2 separate regions of the Homo sapiens genome follow, and region 2 is linked to region 1. A link is a loop called in an ENCODE intact Hi-C map of the cell type or tissue named here. Cell type or tissue: heart right ventricle. All regions are shown on one strand. Each heading gives the region's core, and the rest is flanking DNA. Links, peaks and the distances in the headings are about the cores only. Region 1 has its middle 100 kb from the start of HS3ST3A1. Region 2 has its middle 160 kb from the start of HS3ST3A1.

What was found. Hi-C counts contacts between places; a loop is a spot of excess contacts. Peaks named below come from ENCODE experiments on the same cell type or tissue, not always from the same donor. Only the 100,000 strongest peaks of a DNase experiment are listed, where the experiment ranks them.
Region 2: a loop joins it to region 1, with 4 times the contacts of the local background. A loop is called at or near these places in 3 of 110 quality-filtered maps.

Annotation. Positions count from the first base shown.
Region 1 is chr17:13,700,514-13,712,377 of GRCh38, forward strand. No RefSeq gene overlaps it. Among named protein-coding and RNA genes, the nearest start is that of HS3ST3A1, 100 kb to the left of the region's middle. In heart right ventricle, for the core only: no CTCF peak of the experiment used is centred there; no DNase peak of the experiment used is centred there.
Region 2 is chr17:13,757,600-13,768,419 of GRCh38, forward strand. No RefSeq gene overlaps it. Among named protein-coding and RNA genes, the nearest start is that of HS3ST3A1, 160 kb to the left of the region's middle. RefSeq lists a silencer at 8,250-8,450. In heart right ventricle, for the core only: no CTCF peak of the experiment used is centred there; no DNase peak of the experiment used is centred there; H3K27ac peaks cover 848 bases.

The sequences.
Region 1 (11,864 bases), core at 1-8,000:
TCACGGCTGCATCATTGGCAACTTTCTTTTCCTGTAGGCAAGCCTACATGGGAAGTGAAATTACAACCAGGAGTTTGTTTGTTGAGCATAAAATCAGAAAAAAGGCAGTTGTTTGGATGCTTAATATAATCAAGCTAATAAAGCCTCAGGTATAGAGCTTCACAGAATGGGTAGCCCAGCAATGGAACCAGGCTCCTCCAAGTTCACGAGCTGAGCTTTGTCTTCTTCCAATGGCACCTGTTTATCTCTGTACCTCTCCTTTTTATGAACTTTTGTGGTTGTCCTGTAACTTTATCTAATGACACTATTCTTCGGTAAGAATATTAATAATGTTAACATTATTGAAGATGGTTCTGGCCTAGATGCCATTTTACCCTTTTCTTATAACTTTCCATACCAATATTTGCATTGGATTCTGTTTTTATTCATTCAAAGTTCAATTCTAAGAAATATATTCTACTTCCATAAAGTTCAAACTTTTAGGGATGGTTTCATAACATTTTTCAAGCAGGGACTACAGTATCTACCTCTTTGGCTTTGAAGATTAAATGGGATAACATATGTAATGCTTCTGGCACTAACTTGATAAGCATTGAAAAAAGCCTTTCGTTTCCTTCCCCTTACTTAATGAAAACAGGTGTTGAAGGAAACTCATCCATTTTTCTCCTGTATGTTCCCCATATGATAATCGTTTTCTTAAGTTTTGGCTGGCCAGAGAAATAAGGGTGCCGAAAGCATTTTTCAATCATAACTCTGGATGGAGATTAAAACAAAACAAAATCTTTAAGGCTTTTAATTACCAAGACTTATTCACAAGACACTGGTAATCAGAACCTTACAGTACCTTAAATATCAGCATTGGAACATCATATGTTCTGGCTTCTTTTAATCATTAGAACATCTAAGCCAAAGCTCTCTGTGTTTATCTTGCTATGATCTTGGTGGTGAATTTTAAAAGTGAGCAGTCAACTCCATCAGCAGCAGATGTAAATTATACATATGATAACTATATATATATTATGACTCACATTTTATTTTATATACACTGATATTTACCGTAATAGTTAAATGTCTGCCATATGGAAAACACCAGGATGATCACTTTAAATGTCATTCCGTGTAATCCTCACAGTTCTATTCACTCAGGTTGGTTTTCATTTTCCAGATGAGGAAACTGGCACAGAGTAGGCTCTCTCTATAAGTGTTTGAATGAACACGTGGATGAGAGGGGTTGGAAACTTTCTCAAGATCACCTACCCAGCAAGTGTCAGGCCAGAATGTAGACCACTCATTTCTAGTTCTAAGGCCTGCATTCATTGCACTGCTTCACAATTTCTCTTAACATATTTTTATCTTAACCAAGGTTTACAAAAATCATGGCTAAATGAATGATTCTAATAGTGAAGATCTGGGGACCTGGAACAGATTCAGAAAGAGCTATTTGGAAAGGAGAAAGCTTTTGGTGATGTCTGTCAAAAATAAAACCCACCTCCTCTTTGTCCTGTTTCCATACCAGGAAAGATACATTTCCATGTGAACTTGTGTAATTTCATTGCTAACGCAATTATTATTTATACCATGGAAGAAAGAGTCTGGAAGCCTTGAGTCAATCATAGAGCCGCTTTGGTCTTTAGTTTCCACATCAATCAGAGATGAGCATTAGCTCAGATTATCTTTAAGGTCTGAGAGTTCAGGGTTCCACACTTCAATCACATCCATTCTTTTCTGTGACTGGCTTTCCCAGCTATGTTCTAATGGAACAGATTGACAACAGCAAACACAGAGTCAAATTTCCATTTAAAACACAGGTCTTGTTATTTTGGTACCAATTACAAGGTTATGGATCATGCTTAAAGGTGTTTAATATGCTGTAATGTTTAGACACACTTGGCTCCAACATTTATGAGGGCTGTTTGTAGCAACAAGAAGCATGCTCTCATTCCATAAGTATGCAAGACTGCAGTAAAAACAGTACAGATGGGCCGGAAAGAAAGAACCTCAAACTGCCTACAAAGAAGGGCAACAAGTGTTTTGGGCTGCACTGTGTTTTTACCTACTGCCAAATCTCTCATCAGCCAGAGCCTGTTTTATAGGGGCATATTTTGTTGTTGCTTTTTTAGTTTATTTCAATCCCTGATGTAGAGTATTTGTAAAAAATTGTGTGAAGGATTTTACGGCCTTGTATGACTATATTTTATTCAGGAGTTTTATATATATATATGTATTTCTTAATGAGACCACAGTTTCTGGAGAGGGTTGCTGATTATCTCTTCTTACCAAACCAAGGTAACAGGTGGTAGAAAAGTGCCTAAGGATACTCAGTGATGCAATGGTCAAAGGATGGAAAGTGGTCTCTTGACTCCAAATATTGTAGATGTGTTGGAGTCCTGGAAGGATTGGATTCCCTAGGCAACCTCAGCATATCTCCACGGAAAAACTTCTATCCAGATATGCTTTTAAATACCACGAAGGAAGTGAAATGTATAGTCCATTTAAGAACCAAATTCCTGGCTGAAGAACCAAATTAGATTCACAAGTAATGGGAATGCTAGGGGAAAAGACCAGCTTGCAAACGACCAGCCATGTGCATATGCCTGTAACAGAAAGAAAGAAAGAAAGAAAGAAAGAAAGAAAGAAAGAAAGAGAGAGAGAGAGAGAGGAAGAAAGAAAGAAAGAAAGAGAAAGAAAGAAAGAAGAAAGAAAGAAAGAAGGAAGGAAGGAAGAAAGAAAAAGAAAGAAAGAGACAAAGAGAAAGAGAAAGAAGGAAGGAAGGGAGGGAGGGAAGGAGTGGGGGGGAAGTGAGGGAGGGGGGACTGAGGGAGCGGGGAGAGGGAGTGAGGAAGGAAGGTAGCGGGGAAGGAGAAGACCCTCACTGGCTTGGTTGCAGGTGCTTGAGCTGAAGGCATCATGTTGGTGGAGAAGCATGCAGGCATACAAGGACTACTAGTTTAGCATAAAGGGACTAAAACATATAAAATGTCAGAGTGTGTGTGTGTGTGTGTGTGTGTGTGTGTGTGTGTGTGTGTGTGTGAAAGAGAGAGAGAGAAACAGCATCGTTAGAGGTGACAAAGATTGAAGGAAGCAGATGAAGTCAGCCTTAACGTACAAGGTTCAATTTAACTCAGTTAAACCTTTTCAGCATGCTTCCAGGGGTGGTGCTAGGCACTGGGGAGGCAATGCAAAACAAGGTATGATAAAGCAAAATAAGACGTTTATCTTGAGAGCAAGCAAATGTCAGCAAACTATGGCCAGTGGGGCCAAATGGCTTTTTTAAAATACTGCCAGTGAACTAATTTTTTTTTTTTTTACATTTTTAAGGGGTTGTAAAAAAAAATGAAAGAAAAATAAAACACAAAAGTTAAAAAGTAAAAGAGCATGCAAAACCATATGTGGCTTACAAAGCTTAAAAGATTTTCTGTCTGGACTTTTACATAAAAAGTCTGCAGACTTCTGCTCCATAGAAAAGTCAGATTATTGGAAGTGAATTACAAAAAGACAAGGGCTAGAATGGGGTGAATGTGTGGTTTATTAGGTCCAATAGAGAGATGATTTACCCAGAGGCTTCTCAGAGGAAGTGGCAACTCACCTGGGATCTAAAGAATGAGTAGAAAATAGATAAAGAAAGACGTGGACCTGAAGAAACAATATTCAAAGCAAATGAAACAGCATGGGCTAGGTATAGAGAATTGATGGGTGTCTCAGAAACATAAATGAAAAACGAGGAGTTGAAAGCAGTAAAGCTAGAAACTCAGATGGGTAAACTGGGATGTCATTTCTTCTTCCAGGTCCAGGTTTTATTATTCCTTGAGGACTTAACCCCCAGCTCACAATCTGCTAGCAGTCAAGACATGTGTCTTGTCATGATGTCAAGGGAGAGTACTGAAGCCAGCAAAATGGTTGACTTAGAAAAGTGGGCCTGTAGATTTAGGTAGGCACAGTGTGTCCTTCAGCCTGTGACAGGCACTGGCCTCGTCAGCTTGCAGCAGTTTTTCTCCATTCATATTAGTCCACTACCCAGACCACAAGGCTGCCAAATCCCTGAGTCATGTGAGTTTTTTTCCCTCTACCTCCCAAACTCAAAACCTCATTATCCTCTCTTTCTTCAGCTTCCTCAAGGAGACTGAGCTGCTTCTCTTTTTTAAATCCCTAAAACACAAAGATCTGATAAAACCCTCTTTTCTGGACAAAGATACTCCCTATTACTTTGTTTGTCATCAGCCACATGAGGCTTAGACTTAGGAGATATTGGTGGAAATAGTAGAAGGTGAATATATTTGGAAGACTTGCAGCAAATTTACATGCCATAGTGACTGACTTAGGCTGTCAAGAAAATGTATCTTTATTTTCAATAATTCAGCTGGAGATGTGGCTCCAGTCCAGTCTGCCAATTTATTGTAGGCATTTCAAAGGAAACTAAGTCACTTTTGGGATTACGTGAGGTCATTTAATGAATGAACCTTGGTCAATCTGGGCTTCAACTAGGTTAACTGAGATTTCTCTTTCAAGGAGACAGGCTTATGTTCATCAACACTCACCTGCTGGCCTCCGCTTTAGTAATCTTTAGTCATTGCTACCTATTCCTGTAGCAGAAACATCCACATTCTCCACTCCACTCTGATCTGTAGCTCTTGAAGTCACTCCCTGACCACAAACACTAGCTCTCAGCCAGTTCCGAGCTACGCTTAGGATATACAAAAAATATTCAGGGTTCTCCCGTGTCTCGTAGAAAAGTTTCAGACTCATTCTGTCCAAAGACATCTGATCATTCTTGCTTTCTTAAAAAATCGAGGTAAAATTTATACAACATAAAATTAACAACCTGTTTATGCAGTTCAGTGAATTTAGTGCATTCACAGTGTTATGCAGCCATCACCTCTTACATAGTTCCAAGGCATTTCATTACCTCAAAAGGAAACCCTATACCGAAGAAGCAGTCACTCCCCATTTCCTTCCTCTCCCAGCTCCTTGCAACCAGTGATCTGTGTTCCGTCTCTGTGGATTTACTTATTCTGGACATTTCGTATAAATGGGGTAATATATGTAAACTTCAGTGTCTGGCTTCATTCACTCTGCAAGATTTTAGAAGTCGGTCCATGTTATACCACATGTCAGTAATTTATTCCTCTTCATGGCTGAATAATATTCAATTGTATGGATATTTTGTTTTATATTTAGGTTGTTTCCACTTTGGGCTACTGTGAACAGTGCTGCTATGGACATGTATGTACAGAAATTTGAGCAAGTTTTCCATTTTTTTGGCTATGTATTCAGGAGCAGAATTGCTGGGTTATGTGGTAATTCTGTTGAACATTTTATTTTTTTTGAGACAAAGTCTCATGCTGTTGCCCAGGCTGGAGTGCAGTGGCATGATCTTGGCTCACTGCAACCTCTGCCTCCCAGGTTCAAGTCATTCTTCTACCTCAGCCTCCTGAGTTGCTGGGACTACAGGTGCCCACCACCATACCTGGCTAATGTTTGTGTTTTTAGTAGCGATGGGGTTTCACCATGTTGCCCAGGTTAATCTTGAACCCCAGACCTCAAATGATCCACCTGCCTTGGCTTCCCAGAGTGCTGGGATTACAGGTGTGAGCCAACACTCCCCACCTTTTGTGTTTAAATTTTACTGAACCTTCATACTACTTTCTACAGTGACTGTACCATTTTATATTCCATTATTGTTTTTTCAGACCTAAAGACACTTTTCTTTCAATTTGCTGCCTCCTTGGGCTGCACCATTGAAACTGAAGCACGTTCTATTTTGTAAATTCAGCCGACCCATTGTCTATTGCTCTCAGAACCTAGAGCATAAAGGAACAGCATGTATAGCATAGAGACCAATGAGAATTTACAATATAGTCATGTTCTTTGCATTTCTATTCACATTAGCTGGCTAAACTTCATCTCTTTGATAGGAAACACTAGACATGTCATTGTGGTTTTTTTCCTTCTCTATTTTTATAGTACAGCTGACCCTTGAACAACAAAGGGATTAGGGGCACTGATCCCTGCCCCATGCAGTTGAAAATCTGAATATAAGTTTTGAATTCCCAAATGCTTAATTACTAATAGCCTATGGTTGAATGGAAGCCTTATTGATAACACAATCAATGTGCATTTTGTATGTTATATTTTTATACACTGTATTCTTACAATAAAGTAAGACAGAGAAAAAATGTTATTAAGAAAATTAAAAAGGAAAGGAAATATGTTTACTATTCATTAAGTGGAAGTGGATTGGCCAGGCACTATGGCTCACGCCTGTAATCCCAGCACTTTGGGAGGCTGAGGCAGGCAGATCACAAGGTTAGGAGATCGAGACCATCCTGGCTAACACAGTGAAACCCCATCTCTACAAAAAATACAAAAAATTAGCAGGATGTGGTGGCATGTGCCTGTAGTCCCAGCTACTCAGGAGGCTGAGGCAGGAGAATTGCTTGAACCCAGGAGGCGGAGGTTGCAATGAGCTGAGACTGTGCCACTCCACTCCAGCCTGGGTGACAGAGTGAGACTCCATCTCCAAAAAAAAAAAAAAAAGAAAAGAAAAAGAAAAAAAGGAGGAAGTGGATTATCATAAAGATTTTCATCCTCATGATCTACATATTGAGTAGGCTGAGAAGGAGGAGGAAGAGGAGGGGTTGGTCTTGCTGCCTAAGGGGTGGCAGAAGCAGAAGAAAATCTGCATGTAAGTGGACCCACACAGCTTAAACCCACGTTGTTCAAGGGTCAGCTGTATACACTTCATGCTATGGGTACTCCATTCAGGGCCTTATTCGTCGGTACTCAAAGTTTCCCTCCAGAAAAGCCTGGATTTTGGAATAAAGATCATTCACTTTAAAGACTGTCTCAGACTTTATGATACTTTATGAATGTCAAAAAGATATTTCAAAGGCAAGCACCTGATTTTCTATTCTCAACTTTGATTAGCCCTCCTGTCGAAGACAGAGGATACCAAAAGCCAATCTTGTGTCCTGGATAGTGAGGAAAACAGCATGGAAAATACTTAACTAATATCTTAAAACATTACCTTGCTACTCTTGGTGAAATAGAAACTAAAGAACTTTGTGATTCGTTGATTGATATAGATGCGAGTAGGAGAAGTGAAGAATGTGACCAAGGTTTATAGCAATCCGTGGTAATGACTAGAAATCAGAAAGGAGTCCTGGTTAGTGAAAAGCATCAAGTTTGGTATATTTAGTTTAAGATATAAGGGTGATAAAAACCTTAAGATACTGATTGAGTGGTTGAAGTGATAGATTGCAGAATATAAACTGAAGGGACATGAAAATACAAATGGTAAATATTTAGGAGGAAGCTGGAAAATTCAAAAAATAGATGTGCCTGTGAGATTGAGAAACAGTTGTAGACTTTTACTAGAAGTCATATTGGAACCAATCCTTTTATGAACAACTAGAAAAGCTGGACAAAACGAGAGAAAATGCTACTGGAAGTTGATAGAGAGATGAAACGAGAATAAAGAATGATTGAGCCAGGAGTAAAGTAGGATGAGCTTGACATTTGGAATCACTTCTTACCTGAGGGCTTTGTTGATTCCCAAGGAGGCAGTGGAGAGGCTAAATTACTGAGCAGTCTTTTTAACAGCCTTGTGGGCCTTGGGGGACAAATATTAGAGTGAGAGTTGTAAAGCTGCTAAGATGGGGTGCCCTGGTGAAACTCTTTAATTTGTTTAGGATGCCAATTGGCTTTATCCTTAGAGGAGTCATTAGCCAGAAATAAATAAGTCTTCCAAGGATGTCACCACAACCTGAAATCCTCTCAATTCTTGAAATTAGTGAGTTAATTGACTGTGTTATCAGTAACGCTTCTAGTCAACTGTAGGCTACTAGTAATTAAGTCTTTGGTTATTGAAAAATTATATTCAGATTTTTTACTGCATTGGGCAGGGATCAGTGGCCCTTAGCACACACTTACAAACAGAATACATGGTTGCAATTTCAGTTCCACCCATTACTTTGGATAAGTTATTTCACTTTTCTGCTATACTGACCATATCTGTAACTTCAGCAGAGTAACATTTTTAAAAGTTGGGAGATATCAGCCCTAGTACTTCCCTCATTTGTTCCTTCCCACTTTCAAGCAAATATATCATTATGTGCTTATTCTCAAAGAAGGAATATGAGAGAAGCAAGTCAATAAACAAGAGTCTTCTCACAGTGTTAGGGTTTCGAAACATATATGTTCCTAAAGAAATAGAAAATATTTTTGATGAACATGACATATTTAGCAGAAAACCTCATAGTCTTCTCTATTCTTTTTTCCTTCAGATTGGAAAATGATGCTTTGGTTTGTAAGGGTAAGACATGAAGGAAGGAAACTAGGAGCCCCCAGTTACAAGGGCAGTTGGGAAGTCCCAATGAAAGTTGTCCAAGCTTGAAGGAGGCAGTAAAATATCAAATAGATTTGTGGGATGTGAGAACAGAGGGGTAGAGCTATAGGGAGGCATCTGGATCCCAGAGATGAATGACTGCATGGTGTACCTAAGACAGCCTTATGGCATATAGGCTAAGAAAAAGGGTTCTTTCCCCCAGCATGTGCCTGGGTATCAGAATGACTCCTGCTCCTAGCCAAGTGGCACAGAGACACCAGCGAAAGCCACCAGAGGTGAAGGCCAGGAACAAGGATGTCTCTAGAGACCTGCTGATGGAGACCAGAGAGTTGATCATCTGAGGACATGCCATTGTGCCAGATTGCATTCTTTAGCTCATTTAATTTTTATAAAAACTCATAAAATAAGTGTTGTTATTATTATTTCTATTTTATAGAGAGGGAAACTACAGCTTAGAAAAATTAAATGATTTATTTAAAGTTATGCAGTGATGGAGACAGTATCTAAATCCAAATCTGCCTGGATGCAGAGACCATATTCTGAAGCAAGGGCCTGTGCCTTAGACATTTGACTTTTGATCCTAAACCCACTGTATAAGAATGGGTTATTGCACATCTTAGCTTCCTTGGTACAGATGGCCAAACCTCTAATAATTTGCACAATCTAAGAAACTTATCTTAAGTAACTTTCTTGAAGGAGAATAAAATTCATCCATTTAATCCCTTTAGAGTGCTATTATGTAAAACTATATAATAGCCTTGGTTTTATGCTTTCCTAATTAATACTGTCTCTGCTAATAAATTTCTACTCCATAAAATCATAAGTGCAATCTTTTAGCCTATACAAATGTAAGCATGTACCAAAACCTTTCAAATACATATCAACATTATAAACCTCCCCCAACCCCAAATGGAAGGACACATGCATTATTTAGGATTAGAGATGACTGTAACATCTAAACTCAACACAAGAGTGTTTTAAACAAGACAGAAATTTTGTTCTCCTTCACACAAAGGCCCAGGCATGGCATGGAAGCTCCGTTTCACGAAGTTGTCAGCTACCCGGGCGTCTTTCTATTCCCCACTCATCCACTCCTCGAGTGTGGCCTCATCATAGTCCAAAACACCATGTATACTCCAGGCAACAGATGGATAGAGCAAAAAGACAAAACTATGTACTTAGCTCCTAAAGAAGGCTCTCAGAAACTTCTGTTGGATACTTCAAGTTTTATTCCATGGCCAGAATTTGGCCACATAAACATATCTGGCATCAAGGTAAGCGGGGAAATATACTCTATTCTGGACAGTCGTTTGCTTCTCTAGAAAATCTTTTTTTTTTTTTTTTTGAGACGAAGTCTTGCTCTGTCGCCCAGGCTGGAGTGCAGAGGCGTGATCTCGGGTCACTGGAAGCTCCGCCTCCCGGGTTCACGCCATTCTCCTGCCTCAGCCTCCCGAGTAGCTGGGACTACAGGCACCTGCCACCACGCCCAGCTAATTTTTTGTATTTTTAGTAGAGACAGGGTTTCACCGCGTTAGCCAGGATGGTCTCGATCTCCTGACCTCGTGATCTGCCCGACTCGGCCTCCCAAAGTGCTGGGATTACAGGCGTGAGCCACCGCGCCCAGCCGCTTCTCTAGAAATTCTATTGCTGTGGGAAAGGGAGGAAAACCAACCCTGGAAACCAGCTACAAGGCTCTGGCACAGAAAACCTTGTGTATACACTCACTTGACCACAAAATCCTGTAAGCCTGATTCCCTGAGAAATTAGGGATCCATGGTCTGAATCTTGAAAATTGATCTCATAAGAATTGATCAATCCATAGTTCACCTCAGTGTCCATCTTTATCATGGATATTGCTTATCAATCATGTATTAGGAAACAAGATAGAAGGACTAGACTCTGTTGTTGAAGAATGAACACTATGTATGCATGTTTTATACATAATGTCCATATTTATGTATATCTTTTTTAAATAAGTATATAATATAAATACTATATATATTATATATTTATATTGATATCTATGTAGCTATCTATATATAACTTTTTAAGATTGTTAAGTATGTAAAACATGCAAAAGTACATAAAACACAAATGTATAGTTTAATGAATTATCTGATATGGTCTGAAGGTTTATGTCTCATCTTCACTCCTAAATTCACATGTTGAAACCTAATCCCCAATGAGAGGATATTTAGATGTGGTGCTTTTGGGAGGTGATTAGGTCATGAAGGCAGAGCCTTCGTGAATGGGATTAATGCCCTCATAAAAGAGGCTCCAGAGAGGTCCCTCATGCCTCTGCATGAAAGATTACGTTCAAAAGACAGTTGCTATGCACCAGAAATGAGCCATCACCAGACGTCAAATTTGACAGCTCCTTGATCTTGGACTTCCCAGCCTTCAGAACTGAGAAATAAATGTATGTTGTTTATAAGCCATTTAGTATATGGCATTTTGTTATATCAGCCCAAAAGGACTAAGATTATTATCATAAAGTGAAATCCATGTTTTCAGTACACCACCAAGATCAAGAAATAGAACAATGCCAGCCCCTAGGAGCTTTCACATGTCCTCTCACTCATCAGAAACCTCCTCTTCCTTAAAGACATCTTTAAAGATAACCTCAAGACTGACTTAGGATAATCATAAAAATATATTTTTAGATAGAAAACTTGGGTTCTAATACCATTAGTGTCTCTGACTAGTTGTGTGATTCCGAGCAAACAATTCAATCTCCCATGTATGTAGTTAGAAAATTTACATTATATATATGCATATAATATAAATTTGTGTGTGTGTATATGTGTGTGTGTGCATATATGTGTATGTAATGAAAATCTCCAAGTAAATGGTGTGTAAGATTGTTTCCAGGTTTTAAAGTCTACTTTCTATGTGTGAGTACATAATTATATTTTTTGATTTGTTTGTTTTAATCCTTAAATGTTCTTCCTGGTAAGTTTTAATATCCTGAATAATAATAATAATAGCATAACTAGGTAAAATAACTAAAATTCTGCATCAGACATATGGTTTGGTTCATTTAGAAATAAAGTAATAAACCTCATTTAATAATGTCACTCTTAAGTGATGAATTTTTATGCTTAATGCTCCAGAAAGAAATTGTCTGACTTCTAAGTTTGTTTCTGGATCTGCTACCTTAATTAAATCCCTGGTGTCTAAGCTCCATTAAAGTGGCCAGGCATGAAAGATACCTGGTTTGTTGCACTAGATAATTGAATTGTGTCAAGAGAAGAATTGGCTCAATGAAGTAGTGTCAATGCTTTTTATCACTTACCCTGAAGAAACTAACTTTAATTATTGTCTTTACAGAATAACTTGGAATTTTCAACAAATGGCTTTCTTCAAACAAGGCTTTATGACTTTAAAAACTAGAGTCAGAATGCTACAAATAATTATAAATATGGATCTATATTTTACATAAGAGCAGTAAAAGAAAAGAGATGGGGGGAAAGGTTTCAGGAAGAGGAAAGAAGGCAAAGCAGTGGAAATGAAGGCAAAG
Region 2 (10,820 bases), core at 2,821-10,820, 60 kb after region 1:
TTTTATTTTGTTTTGTTTTGTTTTGTTTTGTTTTATTTTATTTTATTTTATTTTATTTTATTTTATTTTATTTTATTTTATTTTATATTATTACAAGTAGCTAGGTGGCATAACCACCACAGCCAGCTAATTATATTTGTGTTTTTGTAGAGACGGGGTTTCACCATGTTGGCCAGGCTGGTCTCGAACTCCTGACCTCAAGTGATCCGCCTGCCTCAGCCTCCCAAAGTGCTGTGATTACAGGCATGAGCCACTGTGCCTGGCGGCATCAGTATTTTGTATTTGGGGGTTGCCCAATACACGTTGAGAGACTCTATCTGCCAGTAGGAAGTCACTTTCTCTCTCTTCCCCTTGGTTTGTATAACAAGGAGCTTGGTCTGATATACCTCTAAGGTAAAGAAGCAGTTTAGTGGATAAGCATGCAGGCTCTAGAAGCCACCTGCCGGGGTTCAAGTCCCCTCTCTGCCACTTACTAGCCTTCTGGGACTCTGTTAACATGCCTCCAAAACAGGGTTACTACCAGTACTTATCACATACAGTGGTGTTGGGAGAATAAGTGTAAAGTGTTTAAAAGACTGTCATCTCCTCTCCTATGTCATTGCTATTATCAGTGGTTGGCCCATCTCACTATGAGCCATCCAGAGCCCAGCCTCAGATGTCTTCTTCATGTGCTCTTTGAAGACAGAATTTCACTGCTGATATTCTTCTGCTTCCCTGGGTCTAACCTGTCGCCTCCCACTTCTCTGATCTTCACTGTTTTCCTATTTCCCCATTATAGTCTTCGCCTAAAACTTTGGTTCCAACAAGTTCAGGGGTTCATTATTCTATTGTACCTACTTTTTGTCAGTTTAAAATTTTCCATTTAAAATAGCTAAAATTGTTTTAATAAAATAAAATAATAAAATGAGCCTAAACTGTCTCTTCTATCTAATGCATGCACCATCTGGTTTCCAAAATGTTTACCAGTGGCTTCTGTCTCACATTTATTATTGTATGTTATTATTAATAAATCCATTATGAAACCTCATTGTTTATCTGCGTGAATGCCTATTCACCTGGATTTACCATTTAAACATTCAGAATAACCCTTCTGGGGAATGTGTTGCTTTTTCTAACATTAACACACAATCTTTAGTCTATGTCCCAAGAATGCAGACTGCTAAGTTTAAATGTATTTGCTATACATCACTGTTCCTGTCTTAGATAGTCAGGCATTTTTTGCCAAGGGTCTTATTATCTGCAAGGCTTTGATTGTTTATTGTGCTGTTATCTTGAGGAGTATTATCAGCCTCTCTTATCCTCTGGATGCCTTGGTAACATGCATAATGAGAGTGATGGTGGACGCTTAAGGTTTAGAATAACACTTAACAACTCTTAGAACGGTATAATATTAAATCTATAGGAACCTTGGTGATCTTCTAGGCCAACCCCTCATTTTGCAGATATGGAAACTGAGGCCCCAAAAGTGGCTGCACTTGCCTGAAGTCCCACAGCTATTGAACAACACAAACTCTTTCTTACTCTCAGATGTCTTTCCTAGTCAATATCTCTGATGAAAGAGAATGTAGTGAGGGCAGAGTGGAGAGCAGAGTGAGGATCATGTGAGTGTGGGGGAATTGCTTTCAAAAAGTAAACGTTGCAACTGGCCTAGCTTCAACAAATTTCTTAGGTTGGTTCTCAAACCTTACAGTGCATCAGAATTACCTGGAGGGCTTATTAAAACACAGATTGCTGGGATCTTGCCCCGGAGTCTCTGATTCAGATAGCCATGGAGCCTGAGCATTTGCCTTTTTAACAAAGGGACTACCCTTTGAGAAACAGAGTCTTAGGTAAGTACAACAGAACTCACGTTCCTGACTCCCAATTATTATAATTGTTGTTGTTAATCATTATTGTTATTATTCTCAAGTCCAGTGCTCTTCCCAACACATGGCTGTGCTTCCTTGCAAGGTAGTTTATATTGGCATCCGCACACTAGGTTTTCTCCCTCTTCTCCTTTTCACTGTTATCCTTCTTCCTCTGTCATCACTGAAGCTCCTGTTATGTGTCTAATGATGAATAACACTCTGCTTGAGTAACACAGATGAGCTACCATGCTAGAGTGGTCACTCTATGTACTGAAGCACTGTTAGTGGCTAGAATCTCAATTAAGTCATTTCAGCTCTGCAATGTGGTGGGAGAGGTAGGCAATCATTCGCATTTACAATCTTCAGGCAAGAGAAGCCAAGAGAACGCTTTCATATTCTTGATAAGTTATTTCTTCTGACTCACTCATAACTCCAATTGTGACTTGGTATCAAAGGAGTAATATTTGAATGGCTTATGCAGAGTTGTTAGAACACTGATCACAAGCCAGATACCAGATACCAGGACTGCTTTCCCTTGATAATAGCTTCTGAACCTCTTTCCCTTATAATAATGACTCAGGTCGAAATGCCTCATGCAACTGATACATATGTTGACTACATAGCATAAGAAATTCTATGCTGAAAATAAGAGGCATATTGCTATCCACATTATATATGGTAATGCACGTGGGATTGTGTTCCCACTAACAATGAATCACGCATTTCAATTTGAGTCAGTATTTTATGATGTCTGTCCATAGGAAATATGATAACATGTTCCAGAAGTTGTGAAAGGACCTTTCTTTTATCCATTGCTACAAAAGTCATTGCAAAAACACATCCCAAGTAGATGAGAAAGGGACAGATTCAATCTCCTGGGGAAAAACATTGCTGCATTCAAACCCATTGATAAGAAAAACTTCAGTCTCTAAAGCCATAAATACTTAAGGATTCCTAATACCTGGATAATCTGGTTCTTCTACAGTGCCTTGACTTCTCTACTTTCCTTATTGAGGAATGGTTCAGTCTTGTTTGATTTTTATTTTTAATATATTGCTCCCATTACAATTTATAATTGTAACAAAGCATTACATTTATGGTGTTATGTTAAGAAGAAGAAGAAAAAAGACTATGTCTCTATGAATTGAGTAAAATAGTTGCTCTTGGGACCTGGATAAGTTATCAGCTCACAAACAGTTATACTAAACATTGTTCTAACTGGGATGTTAGTGTATTTGCCTGTATTTTAAGGTTGATATTCAGGAGGACAATCAGACAACATATTCCTTTGTGTTGCTTTCAGAGAGAGGACAAGGTGGTGACTAGACCATGGAACATTTCAAACTGAAGACTGCATGAAATCTGATGGGCTGTGATCCAATTAACAGCAAAGCAATTCAACATAATTGACCCCCAAATAGTAAAGCCATTTCATTGATTCTATTTTCACTCAACTAAGTTGCACGTTACTAGGTCTTTGCAGTGGTTGCAGTGTACTTGAACAAATAAATGAGAACACAGGTAAGTATCTGTGCAGGTGTGGGGTCTGAAACAGAGGATGCCCAGGGACAGCAGGAGGGGTCGCTCAAAACAGAGCTCCTTCCCTCCTTTCCCTGCCAAGCCAAGGCTATTACCATGTAGTACATTGTATCATTCTGTCATTTTTCAGTTCTCTAATTTTTTCCAGCTGTGAGCCAATCAGATTGCTGACACCCCTTTCATGTCTCTTGCAGCATTATCTAGGGATTCATTATTTAAGAAGCCATTTTACCCATGTGTGTATGTGTGTACACACAGAGAATAAAGTCCCTCTTGTACTGTTGGTATGATGTCAGGGGCAGTTTCTCACTCCCTTCTACAAAGCTTTCCTTCTTCTGATGCAGCAATTAGTCGACTATTAATAAAAAGACATTAGGTTATGCTTATTTATTTTTAAAGAATGACATCATTCCAGGCCTTAATGTGTAGCAATGGAGCAATTCACAGGTCTTTCCATTTATTACATCATGGAAGCTGATTGAACTTGGCAATTACCTTGCTGTTTTCCCAACAGTTACGGAGGTGCTGAAAAAGGACTTGGTTGCAAGGGGCTGAATAAACATATATGTGGCTGTATGTCCTCTTATTTTGTTAAGTGAGTTTGTGCCCAGTGAAAAGTACCCACAGAGCCTAGTTTAGAGTACAGATATCCTCAATTTATTCCATAGCAAATCTACAACTCTCAGTCTGAGAGGTTTCGAATAAAGTCGTGTTAATCTTTAATTAGTTCGCTGGCCATCAGAGACTATCAGAAAACAAGGGCTGCTAACTAAAAGCTACAAACCTCCCATTTCTAAATTGAGCCATTATAGGAGCATACCAGCTGAAACACTCATAGATTCATAGGATTTTGAAAATGAAAAGGACTTTGAGGTTCAATTTTAGACATAGGGGAATTGAACCCTAAATTTCTGAGGAGCTTGATTAATTCTGCACAGTTAGCAAGTGGGAAGACTGGGTTTATTTCCACAATGTGATAATACCCCCTCTTAAACATGCTACTGCTCTAGAATATGGCAGATTCTCTTTCCATAAGTAGAACTTATGATATTTTACTTCAATTTACTTGGTACTTTGTATTGAATTTTTTTTTTTTAATAATCATCTTGTTGCAAGAATACTCAAGCCATAAGGATGCTTCCCATGTTGAATGACTTTATACTATAATTCAAGACTCAATGCCAGGACGGTTCAAATCACTGATGCTCATGAGCAACTGGAATCATGGCACCTCCCCCTTCCCAAAAGACTTCACAATTTAAGGACACTGATTAGTCTTCAGCAACAAAATCAATTTTTTTCCTCAACTTTCATTATGGTCAAGGGCAAAGCAGTGGTCTTATCAATAAAGGATTTGATTATGTTAGTCATTAAGAAGGTAATCAGATCTATTATTACTCAGTGATGGAACTGCCACAGGCCTAACTAATTGAATATAAGGACATGGCCTTTGACCAAAGCCAGTCAAGGGAAACTTCTTTTTCCACACTCACAGCTTCTGCTTATAATAAGGCCTTGGCATGACAGATAATGAAAAGACTCAGAAACTGACCATTGATGTTACCAATATGTATGTGTTTCCAGAATCAAGATTCAGATTTACAAAAAAGATGCGACAATTTGTTCAAGGTTGTAAGCAATTAGGCTCCATCCATGAATGCACTTAAAAGATTGTCATCCAACTCAAGCTATGGGTTTCAAAGGTTTGCAGAGTTTTTAATACTTTTGTGTGTTTTCAGGACGGAAGACCACTGTAAAATGACACCACATAAATATGACTGTTTCGTGTGAGGATATTTCTTTCTTTTTCTTTTTTTTTTTTTTTTTTTTTTTTTTTGAGAGGGAGTCTCGCTCTGTCCCCCAGGCTGGAGTGCAGTGTCATGATCTCGACTCACTGCAAGCTCCGCCTCCTGGGTTGACGCCATTCTCCTGCCTCAGCCTCCCGAGTAGCAGCGACTACAGGCGCCCATCACCACACCTGCCTAATTTTTTGTATTTTTAGTAGAGGCGGGGTTTCACCATGTTAGCCAGGATGGTCTTGATCTCCTGACCTCGTGATCCGCCCACCTCAGCCTCCCAAAGTGCTGGGATTACAAGCGTGAGCCACCACACCCGGCCGAGGATATTTATTTCAACATTTATGGTGATTGTCCCATCCATAGGAGAGTAAGCACAGCACCTCACATGAAGTGGACCATCAGGTGTGTTTACCAACAATAAATGGACTGTATTACTCAGCCCCAGACTCCAGGAAGAAAACTTGTCCATAACAAAATATGATTAGCTGAACAATATGGCTGGTGCAGCAACACAAATGCCTTAAATACACACCAGCCTTACCACTGTAGGGGCAGAAAAGTGTGAAGCCTTCCTTCACCCATCACAGGCGTCATGGTCGACACTCCTATAATAAGAAACAAGGTAACAAGAGAAATGCATAACAATCTTATTTTATCAAAGTCTTACTTGACACAGAGCTTTTTGAACTGAAGACCCAAAGACCTAGAGAAAACTATCTATTTTTATGCTTAGGTTCAATAAAGAATGCACAGCCATATAGAAATCTGATTGGACAAAAGGGTGTGATCTCGTGGTAATAGACTGAGGACAGGACAGACCCAGCAAGGTTCATCTGTTCAGATTCTTCTTGGTCTCTCAATGTTGTGTCTCTTCCCCAAGATATAGGACAGGACCCCTCTGGAATTAGGTCTTCAAGGGAGATGAGAGAAAGGAAGAGTGACATTTCTGGGTTTTACGACTTGCTTTGGGGAGAATAGTTCTAGTTTCTTTTCTTTTTCTTTTTTTTTTTTTTTTTTTGAGACAGAGTGTCACTCTGTCGCCCAGGCTGGAGTGCTGTGGTGCAATCTCGGCTCACTGCAACATCCGCCTCCCGGATTCAAGCAATTCTCCTGCCTCAACCTCCTGAGTAGCTGGGATTATAGGCATGGGCCACCACGCCTGGCTAATTTTTTGTATTTTTATTAGAGACAGGGTTTCACCACATTGGTCAGGCTGGTCTCAAACTCCTGACCTCATGATCCACTGGCCTTGGCCTCCCAAAGTGCTGGGATTACAGGCATGAGCCACCACGCTCAGTGAAGAGTTCTAGTTTATATAACGTGACTTGGGAAGAGGAATTCTGGATTCTATGACTTGCTCCAGAGGAGAATGAGGGACAAGAGAGGGGAGAGCAGAAGAATATTAGAGAAGCCTTGCTTCTGAGACCTTCCAGTCCTCTTGTTCAAAGTACTCAGTGGGTCAAGGTGCCGTAGTTTGAGATATCATGTTCTGAGCCACAGCCCCACAGATTCCAGCACAGGATCCTAACAGTTCCTATACCATATGCATGGCCAATGACACTAGGTATTGGACAATTTATGTATCCACTAGACTTTGTTACTTAATGAGAGGCACCCCCAGCATCGACATTGCTGGAAGCGTGCCAAAGAAACAGAGTCTTGGGCTCCCACCAAGACCCACTAAATGAGAATCTACACTCAAACAAGATCCCCAGGTGATTCATTTGCAAATTAAAGTTTGAGAAACCCTGTTTTAGAGAAGTAGTTATCACAACTTGAACACACTTTGGAATAATGAAGAGTTTTAGAAAAGACGAATGCCTGAGTCTGACCCCCTAGACATTCTGATTTAATTAATATGAGGGTACAACTTGGGCCCTGGGATTTTAATGTGTAGCAGTTTGCCAACCTCCGCTCTAGAGCAGTTTCTCAAGCTTCATTGATAAAAATCTCCAGGAAATGCATGTTATAGTTTCAAATTCTCAGGATTCCTCCTGGACTCATGATTTCAGTATCTCCAAGAGCCAGGTTTTGGAGGCTGCATTTTTACCAGCACCCTAGGTGACTCTTCATCAGGAACGTTTGGAAAACACTGTTTCAGAGTAGTTCAAAGACATAGAACCCAGAAAAGAAGGAGTATCTATCAAAGCAATGTGCTTCTTGACTCTCCTAATACATGGCATTACTTCGTGTGTCATCATAGAAATGCCCATTCATGAGGCACAATTATGAATTTATTGTGCTTGGTTCACTAATGAATTGTGTTGACTAGTAATCTCTATATTTTAGAACAGGATCTTTAAATTCATCATTTACTCATTCATTCATTCCAAAAATATTTATTGAAGGCTATAAGTACCAGACCAAGTTCTAATTACAGTAGACCCTTGAACAACATGGGCATTAGGGGTACTGACCCCCACACTATCAAAGACCCCCATGTAACTTTTGACTCCTCCAAAATTTAACTACTAATAGCCTGCTATTGACTAAAAGCCTTACCAATCCACACGTTTTGTGTGTTATGTGTATTATATGCTGTATTGTTAAAGTAAGTTAGAGAAAAGAAAATGTTATTAAGAAAATTAAAAGAGAAAATATATTTACTATTCATTAAGGAGGCGTGGATCATCACAAAGGTCTTTATCCTTGCTGTCTTCACTTTGAGTAGGCGGAGGAGGAGGAGAAAAAGTGGGCTTGGTCTTGCCGTCCCACTGGTTGCAAAGGTGGAAGGAAATTTGCAATAAGCAGGCTCATGTAGTTCAAATCCATGTTGCTCAAGGGTCAATGGTACCGAGGATATAATGTTGAACAAATAGAAGTCCCTACTACCTGGCATCTCTATTCTAATAAGAGACTAAATAGTAAAAAAAAAAAAAAGTAGTAAACAGGATAACCTAGTTATATATTTGAGGTGTTGTGAAAGAATAAAACTCATTAAATAGCAGAAACTGGCTAAGGGTAAAGAGTAGTTTACGTTAGGCAGGCTAATGGGAGTTAGATTTATTAATAAACTATGAGAACCTCTTTAAAAGAAACTCAGAAAAGTGTGCTCCAGACAGAGGAATAGCAAGTGCAAAAGGCCTGAGCTGGAACAAGCTCAGTGTGTTCTAAGAATAGAATATCAATGTAGTGGTTTCACAGAGAACAGGAATGTTTCAGGGTGAGGTGGCAGAAACAAGCATGGAATCAAGTCATGCAGGATCTTGCGGGCCCTGATAAAGGGGTTGGGTTTGACTCAAAGAAGAGTTGAAAGTCACTGGAAGATTTTGACAGACAAGTGATATGTTTTGGAAGCTTTTTGGAGAATGAATTTTGGTGGTCAGAGTGGAAGCCTGTTGGGCAGCTATTACAGTTGTCCAGGTAAGAGATGAAGGTTTTTTGGCCTGGAGAAAGTTCACCTATTCCCCAGTGTTTGTTCTATCGAAATATTTCTATCAGTTGATTTTCTTCCCCTGTTTAAGGAAAAAGAAAAAGAAAAACAGATTTTTTTTCCCCTGTGGTTTTTATGTTTTATAGAAGCCTTTTTTTTTCTTTGTACATCCAACCAGAACAAGTGAATTCTTACCATTTTCGGAGTGAGAGTGGGGGAGGACTGTCCACCCATTCCTGATGAGCCTTTTACTATGGTTTAGGTAAAGATTTTTATTCATAAATCTCTAGAGTATTTGCTTTTCATGACTTTTTTTCTAACTTTGGTTTTGAAGCCCCTTTAATGCTCTTTGTCAATTGTGCAATGCTTTCCATGTGAGTGGAAGGAGAACTCATACCATTTCGAGTGGTTAAGTGCCTTTAAATGATTTAAAATGCTGGGAAGATATTTAAGTCTTTGGCAGGGGGATTTGAAGAGCATGTTATTTCCAGCTGTGGGTTAGGTCCATATTTGGATGGAGAAATTCTTAGCATCAAGAATATCACAGAATACATCCAGGTGTTTTTAAGAGCTGCAAAAATGTCACAGCTAAGAAGAACCTTTCATTGTTCCTTCAAGATACTACACTGCCACACTCCTTTCTCAATGAAAATGAATACCATGAATCGTGCTGCTGAAAGGACTCTTGGATTCAATCCAGGAGGCTAGGAGGAAAGTGGGCTTTGGAGAACATTAAAAGCAGGAAACTGGAGCAGGAGAGTGTGGGCACTTGCGAAGGTGCTAAAGATGAACAGGACTTAGCTTTGTAAAGAAGGTGGTTGGGGGTAGGTGGTAGAAAATTCCATTCTGGAAGAGTAAGAGTTATAAAGAATGGGAATTGGGAGGGGAACTCGAAAAGTAATAAAGCATTACATTTATGGTGTTAGGTTAAGAAGAAGAAGAAGAAAGACTATGTCTTTATGATTTGAGTAACATAGTTGCTCTTGGGACCTGGATAAGTTATCAGCTCACAGGCAGTTATACTAAACATTGTTTTAACTGGGATGTTAGTATATTTGCCTGTATTTTAAGGTTGACATTCAGGAGGACAATCAGACAACATATTCCTTTGTGTTGCTTTCAGAGAGAGGACAAGGTGGTGATTAGACCATGGAGCATTTCAAACTGAAGACTGCATGAAATCTGCTGGGCTGTGATCCAATTAATGGCAAAGCAATTCAACATAATTGACCCCCAAATAGTTGACTCAGTGACACATGGATAGAGCTTTGACAGCTTAGCAGTGAGATCAGGAAAGGAAATTAATATGTGATTTAAGTAAATTCAGGAATCTGGTAGTTTAATGGACTTAGACACTTTCATCCTTTGTTATTAAATTGAATCTGGCCCAGTTAGGAGTTATTGGAAAATTGATTGTAATAAACTGGCGTCTGTGATATGCTTCTTCCTGGATCACCTGGGGGAAATGATTCAACAACAGCACAGGCACACACTCACACACTTAACTTACACAGACCCACCTTGTGTTTCTTCCTAGCAGGGTGGGTGTAAAGTGTGATAAATGGTGAAAAGGTTTGGAACCAAAAGTAGGACTTATGAATGCCAGAAAACCCAGGGTTGGACATAGTTCAAGCAACACATTTTTAATTAAAAGAAAAAATTGGTCTTAAGCTTGTTTCTTCTAGATTCAGGTTTCATATTTAATCTAACATTTTCATGGCTGCTGTAAGGACTTGGGTTTGTTGCTTAAGTCTCCCTTGAAATACCTGTTTATTCATTGGGTTTTAGACTCTACTGCTGTGACTCTTCCCCCACCACTTTATCTATGCATGTGCGGGTATATGTGTCATGATATAATATATGTGAAGACAGCAGGTTTAAATTTTTCATTAGTTTGTTAGTGCAGAAGGAATACATAATTAGAAAACTTTAAACCATTAAGTGAAATAACTCAGAAATAGAAAATCAAATACGGCATGTTCTCACTTATAAGTAGGAGCTAAATAATGTGAACACATGGACACATAGAGCAGTATAATAGACACTGGAGTCTCAGAAAGGTGGGATAGTGGATAGCGGGAGGTGTTGGTGAGAGATGAGAAATTACCTAATGGGTACAATGTACACTATGTGGATGATAGTTACACTGAAAGCCCAAACTTCTCCAGTGTGCAATATAACCATGTAAGAAAGCTGCACTTGCACCCAACAATCTATTTTTAAAATTTTAAATGTAAATAAAATTAAATTAAATTTCAAATT